2 separate regions of the Homo sapiens genome follow, and region 1 is linked to region 2. Evidence: chromatin contacts called from ENCODE Hi-C data. All regions are on one chromosome and are shown on one strand. Each heading gives the region's core, a stretch centred on a gene start or an enhancer-like site at or near the end of the contact. The rest is flanking DNA. Distances are from core to core; before and after follow the strand shown.

Region 1 (4,616 bases), core at 929-3,428, 1.2 Mb before region 2:
ATTGAGTCCATTTACATTCAGCATTATTATTGATAAGTAAGGCCTTACTACTGCCATTTCATTGCTTGTTTTCTGGTTGTGTTGTAGCTCCTCTCTCTCTTTCTTCCTGTCATCTTTTGTTGTTAATTGATTTTTTTACTTGTAGTATGTTTTAATTTGTTGATTTTTACTTTTAATGTATCTATTATAGGTTTTTGCATTGTGGTTACCATGAAGCTTATGTGAAATATCTTATAGATATAACAAATTATTTTAAAGAGATGACAACTTGTATTAGATAACACAAAAAAGAGTAAAAACAAGCAAACAAATAAAAAACTAAAAACAATCTTTATATTTTGACTCTATCATCCCACATTTTGATTTTGGTTGTCTCAATTTACATTTTTTATTGCCTATCTCTTAAGTTTCTGGAGCTAATATTATTTTATATGTATTTATCTTTTAGGCTTCATGCTAGAGTTATGGGTGGATTGCACACTAAAATTACAGAATTGGAGTATTCTGGGGATGATTTTGTACTTAATTTTACCAGTGGATTTTGTACCTTTAAATATTTTCTTTTTTCGCATTAGTATTTTTTTTTTGTTCAGATTGAAGAGTTCCCTTTACCATTTTTTGTGAGGTAAGTCTGGTGGTGATGAATTCTCTTAGCTTTTGTTTGCCTAGGAAAGACTTTGTGACTCCTTATTTGAATGATAGCTTTGCTGGATAAAGTGTTTTTGAATGGCAGGTTTTGTTTTTTGTTTTTTGTTTTTTGTTTTCTTTTCAACACTTTGAAAATATTCTGCTCCCTCCTGGCCTGTGTGGTTTCCACTGAGAAGTCTGTCATCAGATGATTGGCATTTCTTTACATGTTGTTTGCTTTTTTTCTCCTGCTGCTTTTTAGGATCCTCTCATTGTCTTTGGCCTTCGAGAGTTTAATTATTATATGTCTTGGCGTAGTCCTATTTGATGTTCTCTGTCCTTCCTATACGTGAACTTTTATTTCTTTCTCAAGTTTTGGAAACTTTTCTGTTATTATTTTTTGAGTAAGTGTTCTACCTTGTTCTTTTGCTCAGCTGCCTTTTGAATACTAGTAATTCTTAGATTTTGTCTTTTGAGGTAATTTTCTATATCTTATAGGTAGTCTTTATTCCTTTTGACTTTATTTTTTTGTTATTTCTCCTGTGACTGTGTACTTCTAAACAGCCTGTCTTTGGGAGCACTGATTCTTTCCTCTGCTTGGTACATTCTGCTGTAAAGAGCCTTCAATGAATTTTTGAATTCAGCAAATGTGTTTCTCAGTTCCAAGATTTTTGTTTGATCTTTTGTTATTATTTCAATCTCCTTGTAAAATTTATCTGATAAATTTATAAATTGCTTTTATGTGTTATCTTGGAGAGCACTAAGTTTCTTTCAAACTCCTATTTTGAATTATTGGACAGAGAGCTCATGTAACAGTCTTGTTAGGGTCAGTCACTGGTTCCTTGCTTTGTCTGTTTGGAGAGGTCATGGTTTCCTTTTCGCTGTTTTTTTTTTGTGTGTGTGTGTGTGAATGTACATCTATGTCTTTGCATTTAACAGTTATTCATTCCAGTTTTCTCTGCCTGGCTTGTTTTGGTTTTTATTGGCTATGTTTACTTAGAGATTCTTCATAATTTACCTGTTGAATTTCTTATACTTTTTTCCGCTAGGTCAGTGCCTCCTTTTCAGCACTAGATGGCACTTTAAGCCCATGTTTGCCTTTGCTCTAGCAAATTATCAGAGACTGATCATCAGAAATAGGGGAGGTCCCAAAGGGGATATCCTGGCAGTGTGGAACGGCTGGCTGTAATTTGTGCTCAGGGGCCCCGTGGAATGTACCTCCTACAGCATGGTACTGCTAAGCAGCCACTCCGATTTGGCATGTCATTTGGCTGAATTACAGAGCAGTTTCTAGCATTCAGGATGTTAGTCCTGCCTCTCTACTTTGTCTTTGGCTGTCCTCAGAGATGTTTCTCCTTTTAGGCACTCACCATGCTTCCCACAGTTTGAGGTAGGGACAGGTCTCCTGTCAGGGAACATAAGAAAGTAGAGAAGCTGACTGTCAACCTCAGTCTCACTTTCTCCAGTGTGGAAACTGAGAGTCAATCAACATTTTCCACATACTTGGGGCAGGGCAGATTCCAGGGAGGGGTGTCATTGTCATGAATATATGGCTCTCTTACCGTCTGCTGGAGTTTTTTTTACTTCTCTTTGGCTCCAGGAACTGATTCATCCTCATATTTGTGTTCTAGGATATTGCTGGTGATCATCTTGGTGCTATATATTTGTTTTTGGTTTTCTGTAAAAGGGAGCGAAGCCAGCTTGTTTCTATGCCACCATTTTCGAATTGGAATTATGACTATAGGGCACCACAGTCTTGAACTCCTGGGCTCAAGTGATCTTTTTTTTTTTTTGTCTGATATATTTTAAAAAATTTTTTATTTTATTATTATTACACTTTAAGTTTTAGGGTACATGTGCACAATGTGCAGGTTAGTTACATATGTATACATGTGCCATGCTGGTGTGCTGCACCCATTAACTCGTCATTTAGCATTAGGTATATCTCCTAATGCTATCCCACCCCCTTCACCCTACCCCACAACAGTCCCCGGTGTGTGATGTTCCCCTTCCTGTGTCCATGTGTTCTCATTGTTCAATTCCCACCTATGAGTGAGAACATGTGGTGTTTGGTTTTTTGTTCCTGCGATAGTTTACTGAGAATGATGATTTCCAATTTCATCCATGTCCCTACAAAGGACATGAACTCATCATTTTTTATGGCTGCATAGTATTCCATGGTGTATATGTGCCACATTTTCTTAATCTAGCCTATCATTGTTGGACATTTGGGTTGGTTCCAAGTCTTTCCTATTGTGAATAGTGCCGCAATAAACATACGTGTGCATGAGTCCTTATAGCAGCATGATTTATAGTCTTTTGGGTATATACCCAGTAATGGGATGGCTGGGTCAAATGGTATTTCTAGTTCTAGATCTCTGAGAAATCGCCACACTGACTTCCACAATGGTTGAACTAGTTTACAGTCCCACCAACAGTGTAAAAGTGTTCCTATTTCTCCACATCCTCTCCAGCACCTGTTGTTTCCTGACTTTTGAATGATCGCCATTCTAACTGGTGTGAGATGATATCTCATTGTGGTTTTAATTTGCATTTCTCTGATGGCCGGTGATGGTGAGCATTTTTTCATGTGTTTTTTGGCTGCATAAATGTCTTCTTTTGAGAAGTGTCTGTTCATGTCCTTTGCCCATTTTTTGATGGGGTTGTTTGCTTTTTCCCTTATAAATTTGTTTGAGTTCATCGTAGATTCTGGATATTAGCCCTTTGTCAGATGAGTAGGTTGCGAAAATTTTCTCCCATTTTGTAGGTTGCCTGTTCACTCTGATGGTAGTTTCTTTTGCTGTGCAGAGGCTCTTTAATTTAATTAGATCCCATTTGTCAATTTTGGCTTTTGTTGCCATTGCTTTTGGTGTTTTAGACATGAAGTCCTTACCCATGCCTATGTTCTGAATGGTAATGCCTAGGTTTTCTTCTAGGGTTTTTGTGGTTTTAGGTCTAACATGTAAGTCTTTAATCCTTCTTGAATTAATTTTTGTATAAGGTGTAAGGAAGGGATCCAGTTTCAGCTTTCTACATATGGCTAGCCAGTTTTCCCAGCACCATTTATTAAATAGGGAATCCTTTCCCCATTGTTTGTTTTTCTCAGGTTTGTCAAAGATCAGATAGTTGTAGATATGTGGTGTTATTTCTGGGTGCTCTGTTCTGTTCCATTGATCTATATCTCTGTTTTGTTACCAGTATCATGCTGTTTTGCTTACTGTAGCCTTGTAGTATAGTTTGAAGTCAGGTAGTGTGATGCCTCCAGCTTTGTTCTTTTGGCTTAGGATTGACTTGGTGATGCGGGCTGCTTTTTGGTTCCATATGAACTTTAAAGTAGTTTTTTCCAGTTCTGTGAAGAAAGTCATTGGTATCTTGATGGGGATGGCATTGAATCTATAAATTCCCTTGGGCAGTATGGCCATTTTCATGATATTGACTCTTCCTACCCATGAGCATGGAATGTTCTTCCATTTCTTTGTATCCTCTTTTATTTCATTGAGCAGTGGTTTGTAGTTCTCCTTGAAGAGATCCTTCATGTCCCTTGTAAGTTGGATTCCTAGGTATTTTATTCTCTTTGAAGCAATTGTGAATGGGAGTTCACTCCTGATTTGGCTCTCTGTTTGTCTGTTATTGGTGTATAAGAATACTTGTGATTTTTGTACATTGATTTTGTATCCTGAGACTTTGCTGAAGTTGCTTATCAGCTTAAGGAGATTTGGGCTGAGACAATGGGGTTTTCTAGATGTACAATCATGTCATCTGCCAACAGGGACAATTTGACTTCCTCTTTTCCTAATTGAATACCCTTTATTTCCTTCTCCTGCCTAATTGCCCTGGCCAGAACTTCCAACACTATGTTGAATAGGAGTGGTGAGAGAGGGCATCCCTGTCTTGTGTCAGTTTTCCAAGGGAATGCTTCCAGTTTTTGCCCATTCAGTATGATATTGGCTGTGGGTTTGTCATAGATAGCTCTTATTATTTTGAGATAC
Region 2 (4,511 bases), core at 1,303-3,802:
AAGTGAAGCGTCTCTTCATCCTGGTTTCCAGTAGAAAATGTCTATACTTATGCTACAGAAAGAAATGTCATTTGAAAATAAATTTTTAAAACGTTTTCAACAAAATAATACTAAAAGATTAATGCCTGGCACTGGGGTGGTCAGTACTCTTTGGATGATGACTAATCATGATTTTTATTAATAAGGAGTAACATAGTCACACAGTAAAGGAACATCTAGGAGCCTCCAGAGTGTGACAGATTATGACATTCTAGGTTTAGGCTGCATCGTTCTATGGAGAGACATTGTGATTTAATTTCAATTTTTATGAACCAGTTCTGGGGCCAAGGAGCTGTGCTAATTGCTAGAGATTGAGATATAAATAACCCCTATATATGCTTTAGAAAATGTTACTGTCTCGTAGGGAGATGTAAACATATATAAAATAGTCTTTTTAAAATGTATTAGTATTTTTCCCAGAGTACCCTGTGAGCAAAGAGGAGAGGCATTATCTTCCTATTTCCAAACTTCATCTTTCTCAAAGAGAGTCAATTGCACATTATCCTGTCCTTAATTCTCCCTTGTCTGGAAATCTTCTAGAGAATTGAATCCATTTTTGCTGCTTTGTGGTGGCCCAAAAAGGCAGCCTGATATTCAGATATTGTTCTACTTTTGGTCCAGATTAACATGTCCTCAGATTATTTTTATAGGCTGTAGCATTATTTATCCCTTTGGGTGTTATTGCAAATCGGCTAATGGATAACAAAGATACATAAACATAATTCAGTAGTCTCCAAACTTAACTGTTTAATATTAATATCTTTTTATCGTCAGATCTTTCAGTTGGCTAGGGGTTCTAGTGAGTGTTGCTGATAAGAAGCATAGCCAGACTCAGGACGAACAGAATAAGTGGAAACCTATCCCCAAACCATAGGCCCATTATCTTATTTCCTGGGGTTCACATTCATCTTTCCCTAGTGTATCTAACTATATACCAGTAACTATGACAAAACCTTGACTTTCCTAACCGTAGGAACTGCATGGCATTGACAGCTTATATCCTTGAGATTTCCTTGGATTTTAGTTTTTCAAACACACTGGTTAACTCATTTGTATCTTTTTTCTTTTGTGTAACATCTTTTATCTCCTTGTGTAAGGAGGAGCAATACCATTAACCAATAAGTATATTGTCATTGGCTAATAAGGAAAAAGAGGAGCAATAAAGACTATATCATAAATGATTCTTGCTTTTGCAGGTATTTTGACAGAGATGTTAAATGCATTAAAGATTTCTTTATGAAACGTTTCAGCTACGAAAGTGAGCTTTTTCCAACTTTTAAGGATATCAGGTTTGTACTCCCCATTGCTTTACATAATAGAACAGTTTAAATATCTGGTCTGTGTATTTCTAAAAATTAACATTTTCATCTAAAAAACTTTCCAAATTTTGACACGTAATCACTGTTAGATGTCATTGCTCTGTAGTACATAACTGAAACTTAAAAACTTGAAAATACCTGCATTTGGTCCATTAAGGCACTGTTACTGAATTTTAGGAAGCGGACATATCTAGATTCTTATAAATTCAAGAACTTTTATTCTATTTTGGATGCTATTTGAGTAACTCATTCATAAGGAATAACACCAAACATTCATTGAAATTTGTGTTTTTCCTTTATCAAGGACCAGGAGGTATCTTTAATTGATTCTCAAAACATAACTATCATGTGCATTCTCAAAGCTCAGTTTTCTCATATTTATTTTATACACTTAAGATATTTTCTGATCTGGGATGAGTCACATAATCTGAAGGAAATCCTTAGCCCCCTTTGAAAGTTAATTTACAAAGTTAATAAACATAAGCTGAGGTTTTTATAACCTTTTTATTTATATTGTTGCTTTTCAGTTATTTTATTCTTAAAATGACAGCCAGCATATACCTTTCATATTTGTTTACCTGTGTCATTTAAATATTACATTTTAGGGAAGGAAAATTTATTTTTAACATATAAGCTATTAAACTCACTTGAATCATAATTTATCAGAGTAGTAGATATTTGCTCCTCTTAGATAAACATTTTTTCTCTCTTTCTATGCTTGACGCCTTTTTTTTCTAGGAGAGAAGACACTCTTGATGTGGAGGTTTCTGCCAGTGGCTACACAAAGGAAATGCAGGCAGATGATGAACTGCTTCATCCATTAGGTCCAGATGATAAAAATATTGAAACAAAAGAGGGATCTGAATTCTCATTTTCAGATGGAGAAGTGGCAGAAAAAGCAGAGGTTTACGGGTCAGAAAATGAAAGTGAACGGAACTGTCTAGAAGAATCAGAGGGCTGCTATTGCAGATCATCTGGAGACCCTGAACAAATAAAGGAAGACAGTTTATCAGAAGAGAGTGCTGATGCACGGAGTTTTGAAATGACTGAATTCAATCAAGCTTTAGAAGAAATAAAAGGGCAGGTTGTTGAAAACAACTCTGTAACTGAATTTTCTGAGGAGAAAAACAGAACTGAAAATTACAACAGGCAAGATGGTCAGAGAGTTCAAGGAGGAGTCCCTGCTGGCTCTGACGAGTATGAAGATGAATGCCCTCATCTAATTGCCTTGTCGTCATTAAATAGAGAATTCAGGCCTTTCAGGTATAGACTTCTGTCGATTGCTTTTTAACTTTAGTCTTGAGACTGATACTTTGTTAGATTCTAGTAAAAGAATGTTTTTTTCAAATGATGTGACAAAATTGTATTCTGCCACCTTGATGTATAAAATGAAAGCCAAATAATTTTTTGTTGTTAAAAACTCAAAATAGCTTCCTTTTCAATTGACCTGATTCTAGGCAGCCTATTGACTAAATTTCAAGTAATTCTGCCTTAAAATACAAACTGATGGCTGGGCACAGTGGCTCGCTCATGCCTGTAATCTCAGCACTTCTGGGAGGCCAAGGCAGGCAAATCACCTGAGGTCAGGAGTTTGAGACCAGCCAGGCCAACATGGCAAAACCCTGTCTCTACTAAAAATATAAAAATTAACCGGGCATGGTGGCCTGTGCTTGTAATCCCAGCTACTTGGGAGACTGAGGCAGGAGAATCACTTGAACCTGGGAGGCAGAGGTTGCAGTAAGCCAAAGATCGTACCACTGCACTCCAGCCTGGGTGACGAGCAAAAAACTCCGTCTCAAAAATATATATATATATACAAACTGATGATTTTAAAATTATTGCAGGTCTCTGGATACATTGATCAGGTTTTAGATGGATGAGTTATTCCTCATATATTTTCCTAATTACACATCTGATGTGTGTTTGAGTTATGTAAAGGCATGTAAATATTAAAACATGCAATAAATGTACTTTCTATATGAAACATCTGCAGTGAATTTTCTCTAGTACCTTGAGCCTTCTATCCTTTGTTCATGTGTAGTTAAAATTATCTAATGATATTATGTTTTCTTTTAATAATTTTTTTTTGTAAATATTAATCAGGCTCAGCTTAGATTAGGAAAAGTTCTAAAACTTAATTTTTGGATTTGGGATTGCTTATTCAGAATCAAATTGTAGTTAAATGAAATATTGGTTTTATTTATTTCAAAATAGTAATATGACAATTAAAATTAGTTCAGCAATACATTTATTAAACATTTTTCAGTACATGTTTGGGCTTATATCTTAAGCCTACCTTTATCTTTAAAGTTTTATTCCTGAAGCAAAACATGAGAATTTTGTTCCTTTTTCATATAGCTGTGTATCTGTGTCACAGGGCTACTGCCATTTAAATAATAAACTTGGAAAATTAAATCAGAAGCTTAAAAGGAAAAGAGGGGTGACAGAGGCTCAGGATTTTGAGTAAGTGATTGTATTAGACTGGATTCTTCAAAGAAACAGAATAAATAGGAGATTTATTTTAAGGAATTAGCCCATGGGGTTATGGAGGCTGAGAAGTCCCAGGATCTGTAGTCAACAAGCTAGAGACCAAGGAGAGCCCATGGTACAGTTCCAGTCCAAATCCAAAGAGCTAAGAACCAGAAGAGACAATAGCATAAGTTCCAGTCCACATCCAAAGAAAGGAGAGGACCCATGTCCCAGTTCAAAGACAGTTCTCTCTTACTTTGCCTTTTTGTTCTCATCAGGCCTTCAATGGATTGGATGAGGTCCACCCACACTGGGGAGGGCAATCTGCTATACTCAGTTTATTGATTCAGAAACGCCCTCAAAGACACACCCAAGTTAATGTTTAACCAAATATATGGCACCCTGAGGCCCAGTCAAGTTAACATATAAAATTAACCATCACAGTGATAGAAGAAAATCTATATAGGATTAAATGGTCTTTTAAACTCAGAATGGGAACAATAATTTTGTTCCCACTCTGGATACATGCTGGGCAAAACTTCCATTCAAAGTAAAAGCAGAACAGCAGATGTTGCTGAAAAATATTAACTGTTAGGAGTTAATATCGTCCGAGTTTTTATACATTGCATATATTGAAACTTTGAGCCATGTGAAAAACATTAGTCTCTAGGTTGCAGATTTTCC

Evidence for each region. Hi-C counts contacts between places; a loop is a spot of excess contacts on that map. Pooled maps may share reads with other maps.
Region 1: a loop to region 2 is called in a map of HepG2, with 24 times the contacts of the local background. The contact joins two enhancer-like sites. A Hi-C loop is called at or near these places in 2 of 168 maps with a recorded cell type or tissue (HepG2 and endothelial cell of umbilical vein) and 7 of 50 pooled maps.

The regions. Positions count from the first base shown.
Region 1 is chr5:98,346,978-98,351,593 of GRCh38, reverse strand. No RefSeq gene overlaps it. Among named protein-coding and RNA genes, the nearest start is that of LINC01846, 190 kb to the right of the region's middle. RefSeq lists a silencer at 1,655-1,949. Within about 2 kb of position 2,178, at least 3 of the 41 ENCODE cell types and tissues checked have a DNase peak (open chromatin) inside an H3K27ac peak, as active enhancers do.
Region 2 is chr5:97,165,577-97,170,087 of GRCh38, reverse strand. It overlaps RIOK2 (RIO kinase 2), which reads left to right. Exons shown (of 10, transcript NM_018343.3): 7 at 1,236-1,328; 8 at 2,097-2,621. Among named protein-coding and RNA genes, the nearest start is that of RIOK2, 15 kb to the left of the region's middle. Within about 2 kb of position 2,552, at least 2 of the 41 ENCODE cell types and tissues checked have a DNase peak (open chromatin) inside an H3K27ac peak, as active enhancers do.